2 separate regions of the Homo sapiens genome follow, and region 1 is linked to region 2. Evidence: read pairs that join two places in POLR2A ChIA-PET (ENCODE). Cell type or tissue: K562. All regions are shown on one strand. Links, peaks and the distances in the headings refer to the core of each region. The heading gives the core; the rest is flanking DNA. Region 1 has its middle 39 kb from the start of MIR184. Region 2 has its middle 46 kb from the start of TMED3.

The links. Peaks named below come from ENCODE experiments on the same cell type or tissue, not always from the same donor. Only the 100,000 strongest peaks of a DNase experiment are listed, where the experiment ranks them.
Region 1: POLR2A ChIA-PET joins it to region 2 with 5 read pairs; 2 of 35 experiments call an interaction of 5 or more read pairs at or near these places.

Annotation. Positions count from the first base shown.
Region 1 is chr15:79,167,606-79,172,983 of GRCh38, forward strand. No RefSeq gene overlaps it. Among named protein-coding and RNA genes, the nearest start is that of MIR184, 39 kb to the right of the region's middle. In K562, for the core only: a CTCF peak has its summit at 4,572; DNase peaks (open chromatin) are centred at 1,475, 2,826 and 4,556; H3K27me3 peaks cover 1,045 bases.
Region 2 is chr15:79,354,014-79,359,391 of GRCh38, forward strand. It overlaps a transcript of TMED3 not described here. Among named protein-coding and RNA genes, the nearest start is that of TMED3, 46 kb to the left of the region's middle. In K562, for the core only: no CTCF peak of the experiment used is centred there; no DNase peak of the experiment used is centred there.

The sequences.
Region 1 (5,378 bases), core at 94-5,093, 190 kb before region 2:
TCATTCATTTAGCCATTTTTTATTTTGAGTGCCAGAGACTATTCAATGTCCTAGGATATAGCAGAGAACGAAACAGACAAAAATTTCTGCTGCCATGAGGCAAGTAAGCAAGTAATTACATAATCAGTGGTGATAAGAGCAATTAAAAAGCATAAAGCAGGGAAGAATGAAAGGGCACTGAGGGGGACTTGGTCTTTCATATGGAGTGGTCAGGGAAGACTGGGGCATCTCAGCAGAGGTCTTATGGTGGCCATGATAAAGTGTCTTGTGAGACCTTCTACTACAGGGAGCATAACTGACAGAAGGCCACGGCTATTTCATTTTGAAATTCATTGCTGCTTTTGTATGAAGGCTATGTCTCCTGGGAGACTTGGGACTTCCTCATCAGCACACTTTAGCTCAGGGACTCCCTGAAGGTTTTGTCAAAACTTTCCTAGCCTGCCCAGCACTAGAGGAGGCTTCCAGTCTACCTTCTCTCTTTTCTCCTTCCCCTGGGGTCAGACTTGTACCATGATCCCACTACAACCCCCGCCTTCCTCTGCTCCATCCCTAATTCCTTTTGCAAGGCATTTCCCCTAATAAAAGCCTTGCATGATTAATCCATTGCAGCATCTGCTTCTCAGAGGAAGGACTAATGCAGATTTGAAGGAAGTTAGAGAGTAAGCCATGTGGATTGGTGAGGGAAATGTATTCCATGCTGAGGGAACAGAGACTGCGATTGTCTTAGGGCAAGAGCATGGCTGGTTGGTATTAGATCTGAGTTTTGATTTTTACCCTATTCATATGCTAATAGGTTAGTGTGTAACTGTTTCATAGATTCTGGCAGAAGACATGAGACTCCTGGGTCAGAGACAAAGAACTCAGTACTTATAGCACAGCCACACATCCTGTTGGTCAAAGTGAGTTAATAGGACAGTCCAGAGTCAAGAGGAGGGGAAATGGACTCTTTCTCTTCATGGGGGAAGCAGCAAAGTCACATTGCAAAGAGGTGTGGATATAATGGGGAGAAGAACTGCAGCCAGTTTTTCAAACCACCACAGGTAAGGACTGGAGCCAGGTGCCTCAGGAGCTTGAGGACAAAGAGGAAATTCACTGAGTGATCAAGCAAGGCTTATGGAAGACTTAAGTGTTTAGCCTTGCCAAATTCCTTTTTGCTGTTGTTATTTTGAGACAGGTACTTGCTCTGTCTGCTAGGCTGGAATGCAAAGACATGATCATGGCTCACTGCTGCAGCCTCAACTTCCTGGACTCAAGCAATCCTCCCAACTCAGCCTCTTTAGTAGCTGAGAATACAGGCACATGCTACCATGCCAGGCTAATTTTTAAAATTATTTTTGGTAGTGATAGGGTCTCACTATGTTGCCTAGGCTGGTCTCGAACTCCTGAGCTCAAGTGCTAACCTCCCATCCTGCCAAGAGCCAGCGGCTGCCTCCCTGTGGGTCTCAGAGGGAACACAACCACCGCCTCTCCTGACAGCCTGGGAGGCAAGGCTGAAACAGATCATGTGAGTCTTCCATTGTTCACATTCTGTTTGGTGACAGAGGGAGGGGGGAAGGCGGAGACAGGCCATGAATAACATGCTATGCCTGCTCTCACCTCCACCGTAATTACTCTCCTGCTCACCACAGACACTTGCCCTGCCACTGGGGTCCAGCCTGCCACTGAATCAGGAAAGCAGTTTGTTCATGCAGAACGTGTCACTGTTGGAAGTTTCTCTCTCATCATTAACTAATTTGCTGTGCTTTGCCACAGCCCTTGTTATCTATAACCATGGTAACAATGCAAAGAGCTGTACATGCATTTATTTTGGACTCTAAAAGCCCAAGCATGGTTTATTTCTGTCTCTTGGCTCCAAGGAGCTGGGTGGGTCTGGAGGCAGGGGCTGGAGCTAGGGGACTGGCCCTTAGTCCTGAGCCTATCAGGGAGTGACTTCAAACACACAGCTTCTCTTATGGGACCTCAGTTTCCCTAAGTGTAAGGTGAGGGGATTGGGGTTGATGGTCTTTGTGGAGTCTTCCAGTGATATCTTTCTATCAGTTAAAGAGTCATGTGTATTTAGGATCTAGAGGGAGAGTTCCCCAGCCCACCCCAGAGGCTGTGAGCCGGCTGTGAACATGGGGATGTAGGCAGTGGTGTGTGGCTGCTGCATCTGGCAGTCCCTTCTTTCTGCTAATTTGGTGTCCTCACTATATAATTATACTGTGAAATTCCCTGACTGAAGATAATTTTTTAAAATATCTTTCCCTGACTCCCACTACTCATTGCCCAGATTCGTGAATGGGGTAAGTGGGTGTTTGCAGCTTTTGGCGGAGAACAAGGATGTTATGCAACCTGCCCTTCTCAGAATTTCCCAGCACCACCTCCACGCTGGGCCCCAGAAGGGAAGAATAGGGCTTTTCTGATTGGAAGGATACAGATTTTGACTTCTCTCAGTCTCAATTTCCTCCTCTGTCAAGTGGGGAGAAAATTTTCTTTCATGTGGGGTAACATGAAGAGTATGAGACCATGAACTGCTCCTCTGACCATAGGGAATGTGATGAAAATGTGGGCTTTCTCCCTCCTCCTGTGATCTTGGGCTGGTAACTTCACTCCTCTGAGCCTCGGTTTCCTCATTTACAAGTGGAGTCAATCAAAGCTATCTTTCAGGAGTGTTGTGAGGGGGTTAAATAGGAATACCAGCAAAAACACCCTGTGTTGTCATTACTCAGCAATTGGTATTTATTATGACTGCCAGCAAAGGCACGATGTCCTGTTACACCCTGCAGGATCGTGTTATCTGGGCGTGTCTTCCAGCTGGCTGTGGGCTGCATTGCCAGTCCAGTAAGATATGGCCAGAACTGACAACTAATGGACCTGTCAGCTCCATGCAGAGCACTTCTTGAAGCTCCCCAGAGGCAGGTGCCGATGCCACATCGATAAGCCCCATTCCCCTGATGGGCGCCTGACATTTCCTGCCTGCATTCCCCTGTCTGCCTGGGTCAGTGGTCAGACTGAGTCACAGCCACTCCCTGCAGCCCTGGCTGCCCACTGACCCAGGGCACAGGGCAGGAGGCAGCTGTGCAGGGTCAGTCCACTGATAGGGTGCCCTATCTTTTATATTTTAAAACATTATAATTTTTTCTTCTTATTTAACATGCTTATTATTCTTTCTTACATAAGGAAGATACTTAGAATGCCTTTGATCATTATTTATCTATTGCATATGTCAACATGTATTTATTTAAACAGAGATAAAGACCTGGAAGGAACCACAAGAGAGTTAATAGTTGTTGCCAGTGGGGAGAGGGGTTGGGAGAGGGGTGAAGCATTCACTTCTTTATAGACTAAACAAAATGGTGGGATTACAAAGGTGCTTAATTTTGGTTTGAATGAATGCTGCTCAGCATATTTTATGTTAAAAATTTGTTTTTATGTTTAAAAATTTTTAGAAAAGGTAAATAATATGGATTGCTTTAGAATTAGACATAAAATCTCAAAATGTAAAGAGACAAATGATAAAAACACTTTTTAGCAGAAGAAACATCATCATTTTTTTTGTTTGTTTAAATTGGGCTAATCTGTACTGGGCACCTATGCCCAGGGATTAATGTGTCTATTCAAACTCCCCATGGAGGTGAATGTTTTTCTTGTTTATTCTTCTCATTTCACAGATGAGATGGTACAGCCTCTGACCTGGGTTCTTTACACGAATCCTCTTAGTTCATGCACGTTTCAGTTCTGGAAGGGGGGGCATTCTTTTGTTATTGTACACTCTGCATGAGATTTGTACTGTGGCTCTGTGGACCTGTCTCCTTGCGAAGGCCAGGCTGAACGCAGGCTTCATGAAGACTTAAGCACCTGCAATATCTGTAGCTCCCTTGGGGAAAGATGCTCTGCAACGCAGACCCCTGCGCTGGCCACCCCCATCCCTGTTCCAGAGAAAACACGAGGACTGGTCTGGTGGGAGGCAATGCTTCCTGTTTCAGGGGATGATCTCATCTTGAACCTGAGGGAGGTCTAGCCGGTGTTGATTCGTTTTAGCAGGGGGCCTCCTGCGATTTTCAGCCTTCCCTTGGGTCAGCATAAGGGCATTTGTCTTTTAAGACTAAGGTGAGCAAATTTTAAAAGGAGAAATTGAAAGCCTGTTCTCTGGTTGTCTACATGTCTAGGAGGGGGCCAGAGAGGAGCAGACAGCCATAGACTGTCAGAGGTGGGTAAAAGTGTGTGGACATGCTGACTCGCTCTGGTAGGGTTTCGGCAAAGGGTCTGAATCCAGGCTCTGCCACTAATTAGTTGTGTGACCTTGAGTAAGTTACCTAGCCTATCTGAACCTCAGTTTCCTTATTTGCAAAAGGGGAATTCAGAAGACCTTGCAGAATCAGAAGAGGGCTCCGTTACATGAGATTGAGTATGTTGGATGCCCTCCAAAGTTAAAATTAATAGTAATGATTACAAGACAAATCTCCAGCCATGTGACAGGAAAACGTTCTGCGCAGGGCAGCCCAGGGCACGTGGGTGCTTAGGAATGCTGCTGCGCATGTGTGAGAGAAAAAACAGCACTCTCAATTCTGTGTTGTTATAGGGGAGGCCACCAGGGGCTGTGGAGGCACCATGTGATCTGGCATCTGCTCCTGCCTCCGCTGCCTACCTGCAGGGTGACCTTGGGTGAGCCTTTCCCTTTTCCAGACTCCAGAGCTGAACTGGGCCAAAACCATGCTCCTTTTCAACCCCAAAGGAGATGCTGACCCTGCAGGGTCCCCACATCCATGGTGTTACAAGGTCTTCCTCATCAGGCCCATCCCTGCTGACCCTTCTCTCCTTGTGCAGAACGAACGTTGTGTCCAGAGGGTTAGTCAGTGGTTGGCAGGGGGCAGTTGCTGCCACTCTTTCTCCTCCACTCCTTGAAGGGGCTGCCTGTCACACCAGACTGCTGCATTTCTGACCCAAACCTCTCATCCCATCGCCCTGCTTGTTGCCTTGCTGAGCTCCCTGGCTGCCCCAGACTTGAGTCTTCCCTGGGATCACAGGGACCTCAGATTCCCAGGTCCCGTGCCATGTGCACTCTCACAGGCTTTAGGCCCTGGTTAGAAGCCCCTGTTTCAGTTTGGATCATCATGCCTGGCTCTTCTGGGATTAGATCTGGCTCTGGACCCCAAAGCGCCCACCCTCTTCTACCAGCCCTCTGCTGGGCTCCTGGGGACATCCCAGCAATTTCTTCTGGAGCAAGGCAGAGATGATTATGCTTCCCCTGACACCACCCTGGACTGGCAGGTGGCCCCTCTCTAGGCACTGCCGTGGAGTGGATCAGCTGTTCCCTTTCTAAAGATGAGTCTCCCCTGCCCCCACATCCCACTGGCTCTGCGGTGCTATGGGCTTTACTTGCCTTTCCCCTAAGTTGC
Region 2 (5,378 bases), core at 255-5,254:
GACTGAACCCTTCATTGCCCTCACACAAGCCTAAAGAAAAGAACATAGTTGCAGGAAAAGGACTTTGCATGAGTAGTTGGGATGTATTCTTTGAAATTTTAAGAAGAATTGAGGTGTGTAGTTTCTGAGATTAACTAGGGATGTGTAAAACTTCATTTTGCCTGATGCAAAGTTCCCAGTATTCTTGTCACTAATTTCTTTCCAGAAAATGAAAGTTATAGGCTTGGCTGTTCTCTGTGGGGTGAGGAGGGGAGTATGGAGGGCAGAGGAGGAGACAGAAATGTCCAGGAGCCATAATCTAGAACATCCAAGTCCTTGACCAACAGTTTCCTTAAGTACAGTGAGCCTCAGCTAGACAGATCCTGGGGGAAGTTTTCTGCACAGAGAACAAGCTCAGGAAATTCTCCTTTCTTTACCACCCAAGGCTTTGCCGCAGCCAGAACCCTCAGCCATTGGGCTTGTGTGGTGCAGATCATGTAGTCTTCTTCTATGGATTCTGTCTGCTGATAACAGGTTCTTAGCCTTTGCTAAGAGCAAACAATTTGGACTCTTGGTCTCTTGTGCCTAAGTTCAGACTCCCTGTGAAAACACTCCAATGAATAGAAGAGGCAAAAAAAAAAAAAAAGAAAAATTCAAGGAAAGGTTCACTAAGGAAAAAAGGGGACTCTTTGCAGGAAGCCTCAGGCCCATCTTACCCCTCCCATCACATGGAGCAAGATAGAAGCAGAGCAAAGATACTGCCAATCCCAGGAGGCCGAAGCCACATAGGGTCATTCCCTGTGGGGGCCCAAGCTCTAAATTTCAACTGTTCCCCTTCAAGCTCTGCCCCCCCATTCCGTTTTTAGCTTGATTCTGATCTTTCTCTGGGGTGAAGATGTTGGGGTGGAGAAGCATCATCAGGCATGACCTTAGCCCCATAATGCCCTCTATGAGTTATTTCTCTTATTTAAGCAGCAAAGGCCAGGACGAATCAGGAGAGGGGATCAGTTGAGTATCAGAGGTCTTGCCTACCCTTGCCAATCCCTGCCACTGGGTTTACATACCCACTTGGTACCAGTAATACAGGAAGTAAGCCCTTTATTCCTCTTAATATCCCATTATTGAGAACCCCAGATGCTTCTGAAATGAGCTAGGATATTACACCAATTCACCAATTAAGTAACTCCAAAACACTGTGTACTAGACCAGGAAGTCAGCTGTGACATCCAAAAAGCCCACTCTGTAGAGTTATTCAGTGTGTATCCAAAAACAACATAGCTCACTTGTATGATCACAGCTGCCAGAAGGGGCCCTATAGACTCACTTCTAAACCTGGAGGTGGTGGGAGTGCCCAGCACAGGAGGGTCATTTGCAACAGTGGATCCAGCCCGTAGGTTAGGTGGCTGGGCTGATTGGAGGGAAGGAACTGTATGTGAAAGAAAGCCACACCAGCTCACCCAAAGGAGTGACTCAGCCAGAAAGAAGACTTCCAGAGTCTCAGAAAACCAGCTTGCTATCAAAAGCAGGGCTCCAGTCCTGGGGTGCTGCAATTTCAAGCCAGACATCCACAATAACCAGTTGTCCGACATGGCTTCACAATTTTAAGCATCCATCCTTGGCTTGGCAAATACACTGCAACCCTCAGCAAAAGGACAGATTTGAGGGTGGGAAAAGGGGCTCCAGTCCTCACCCCTTGGATCAGACTAGTCTCGGGATCTGGGGTGAGCACGCCAGCAGGTGTGAGCCATCAGGAAACCAAGCTCCAAGGAGCCGGCCTGACCCTCCACTGAATGGCTTGTCCTCCCTTTCTCTGAGCGCATCCATTGCCTTTTCCATTTGTGGTTTCCTGGGTGGCATCTACTGCCCACATTACAGCTAGTTTTTATGGATGAATTGACTGAAAGTTCGAGAAAATGTAATTTACCGTTTAAGTTTTAAGTGGGAGGTTTAATTTTAGATGTTTCAGCCCAAGTAAACATCATTATTATAAACTAAATGTCAGAGATGTCAGCAACATAACAGTCTTCTGGTCCAGCTTGTCCTCATTAGTTGGGGGAACTGAGCTTAATGGGACATTCTGATTGTCTGTTTGCCCAGCTCCCAGCACATGTCCTGGGTGGCAAAGTACATGGAAGAGACTGCCTCTGGACCCAGCATCAATATGTGTCCACGTGACACTTTCTGCAGGGATGAAGTGGTTCAACAGGATTTTGTTAGATTGGCGAGGAAAAGCTGTGTGCTTTGAAGAGTTTAAAGTGTTCCCCAGTCCCAAATGTCCCCCCATTAGAACAACCCCTTTCATTCATTTAGCGACAGGGTGGGGTTTGTGTCTGTTTTCTTTAGTGCTGTATCCTCAGAGTTTAGAACAATGTTGGCACATAAAAGGTGCTCAATATATATTTGGTGAATGAATGGAAGAATAAATGAATTTAAGAATGTTCCTTTGGCACCTACCACATGCTAGACACTGTCCTAGGACCTGGATGGCAGCAGTGAACAGCTCCAGTAGTGAAAAGACAGCCAAAGCCCCTGCTGTCATGAAATTTCCAGAAGAAGAAAATGAACAACAAACACATACATTCATATGCACTCTCTCAGATGGTGATGAGTGCAGTGCTGTGATGGAGATCCAAAGAGCAGGGCAAAAGGATGGAGAGTGTCAGGGGATGGGGGAGGTCTACGCAAGGGGGTCAGAGCAGCTCACTCTAAAAAATTCAGTTGAAAGCATTCATCCCCTTTAACTTGCATTTTTCTTTTCAGGAATTTATCCCACACATCTCAGCAGTGCTCTAAGATCTGTGTAGAGATATTCACTGCAGCATTATTTATAACCTCCCCAAACTGAAAACAATCCAAATATTCATCAGTAAGTTAAATAAGGTAAGATATGCAACACTGTGGAATATTATGTAGGCATTAAAATAAGAGGGACATTTACATGTGCAGACATAGACAAGTGTGCTTGATCTATTCCGGGAAACAAGGGAAAGCAAACTGAAAAACAGAATGTGTAGTATGAACCCATTTAAAATAAAAAGAATATACACATAAACACAGTTATGAACAAACATATAAACATATACAAATATGCATATGTTTATATGTGTATGAGCATTTGAAAAGATACACCAGCTTAATAGCTAATACTTCTGGAGAAGAGGATCCATTTTCTATGTTATACTCTTTCATATTTTAAAAAAACAAGCACACGGCTGGGCATGGTGGCTCGTGTGTATAATCCTGGCATTTTGGGAAACTGAGGTGGGAGGATCGCTTGATCCCAGGAATTCAAGACCAGCCTGGGCCACATAGTGAGACTCCCATTTCTACAGAAAAAAAAAAAATTGCCAAGCATGGCAGTGCATGCCTGTGGTCCTAGCTACTTGAGACGCTGAGGCAGTAGGATTGCTTAAGCCTGGGAGGTTGAGGCTGCAGTGAACTGTGATTGTGCCACTGCACTCCACCCTGCCTCAAAAAAAAAAAAAAAAAAAAAGCAAGCACATTATTACATTATTAATTTTAGAATTTAAACTTTTTTTTTTTTTAAAGCAGAACACGTCTTCTTGAACTAGTGTTATACCTCCTTCTCCTTGGGGTCCTATTGTCTGTGAATGTAGGCTCATCTCCTACTGGGAGGACTGCCGTGCTGGGGGCATTTGGAGTCTGGGCCACTGTAGAGGGAGCTGGCGGCCCTCCGCTCTGTGTATTGAGTCCACTCTGATTTCAGTTGATTGCAAAGGCAGTTGGAAGAACACTGGCTGGGAAATCAGGAAGCATGGCTGTACTTCTTAGTAGTTGCAAAGGACTGAAAAACTCACTTCCCTTTTCTGAGCCTCAGCTTTCCCATCTGGGAAGTTAATGCATTGGTTTATACCATTGTTTAAGTCCCTGCATGCCATCATACCCTAGGATTCTTTGGTCTTGTGAGTCTAAGTCTCCAATTGCTCTGTTTGAAAATTCTGTATCAACATCCTTCTTGGGAGATGTAACACACTATTAATGTACCCGTCTCGGCTTCTCTGTGAGCATACGTTCATTTATCAGATAAATCAGCAATCAGCAAGTTGACCCTAACGGGATGGGCCACTGAAGCATGCCTGTTTATGTCATGAGGGGAAGACCAGAGTATGGAGGTCAGTCCTACTCGTTGTCTTCCATCAGAGGCCCAAGGCACTGGATAGCGCAGTGAGCAGAGCCAGGCTGGGAGGAGGCTGTGTCCGAGGAATTTTCTGGGGGCCTGCTGTCTCACAACCCTGTGAACAGCCAGGAGAAGCAGACAGCTGCAAGGTCAGGACTTGAGGCCAGCACCTTCAAGTGTGACATCATTTTGCCACTTCAAAGCATAAAACTTTAAATGGCTCACTTTTTATTTCTGAGGTTTCAGACAACAACCCTACTGTGTGTGTCTAGGCAAATGGTTCAGGGATGCTGCTGACAGAAGAAAATTATGTTTGGCTGTGGATTGCAGTCTAGACTGAGCAGGTTGAGAGTGACTGGTACCTGGCTGGGATGGAAGCTGGGGATGGTGGGGGTGGAGTCTGTCTCTTGTGACAGCCATCTGTAGGATCCAACTTCAAGATTAGGAGGTTAACAGAAGCATCCCTCAGGCCCATCCCGAAGGAGATCACGGGTCCACCCTAGGACCTCTGACCACTGCCTTCCAGTTAACAGTATTTCCATCAGTGGATATTCAGCAAAGAAAAAATACTTTCTAAGACCCCAACATTTTCTTATTTGCCTGATGCTTAAAACGAAATTTCATAGAAAGCAGGCAGCTTCCATGCAGCTTTCCCTGGGGTGAAATGGCTGGGCCTATTTGCTCCTTGAAGGAAAAGTTTGCTGTGAACTTCTCAGATAAGTGGGTGGTGGATAGCAGGGACAGGAGAGCCGTGGCCTGGACAGGGTTCCTGATTCCTCCAGTCTGGATCAGTCTGAGGATAACTAAGAAAGGGAGTGGGGATGGGAAGGGGCTTTTTGCATGCCAAACCTGCATCTACTGGGAGTGCAGTGGCTGGAACAAGAGAGAGTGCAGCAGCACCTCATCTATCAGGAGTACAGCTCTGGCCATCCCAGGAGAGGCACTCAGACAAATTGGATTCTGCCCACGGGGGAAGACAAGGGAAGTGAGGAGGCTTATGTAGCTGGAAGGAACAAAATTGCAACTCAAAACAAAAGTGGACTGTGTGCTTATTTGCATACCAGAGGAGAGGTACAGTTTATTTGAAGGAGAAGGCTCAGTTTTTTTTTTTTTTTTTTTTGAGACGGAGTCTTGCTCTATTGCCCAGGCTGGAGTGCAGTGGCGCAATCTCAGCTCACTGCAACCTCCGCCTCCCAGGTTCAAGCCATTCTCCTGCCTCAGCCTCCCAAGTAGCTGGGATTACAGGCACCCACACCATGCC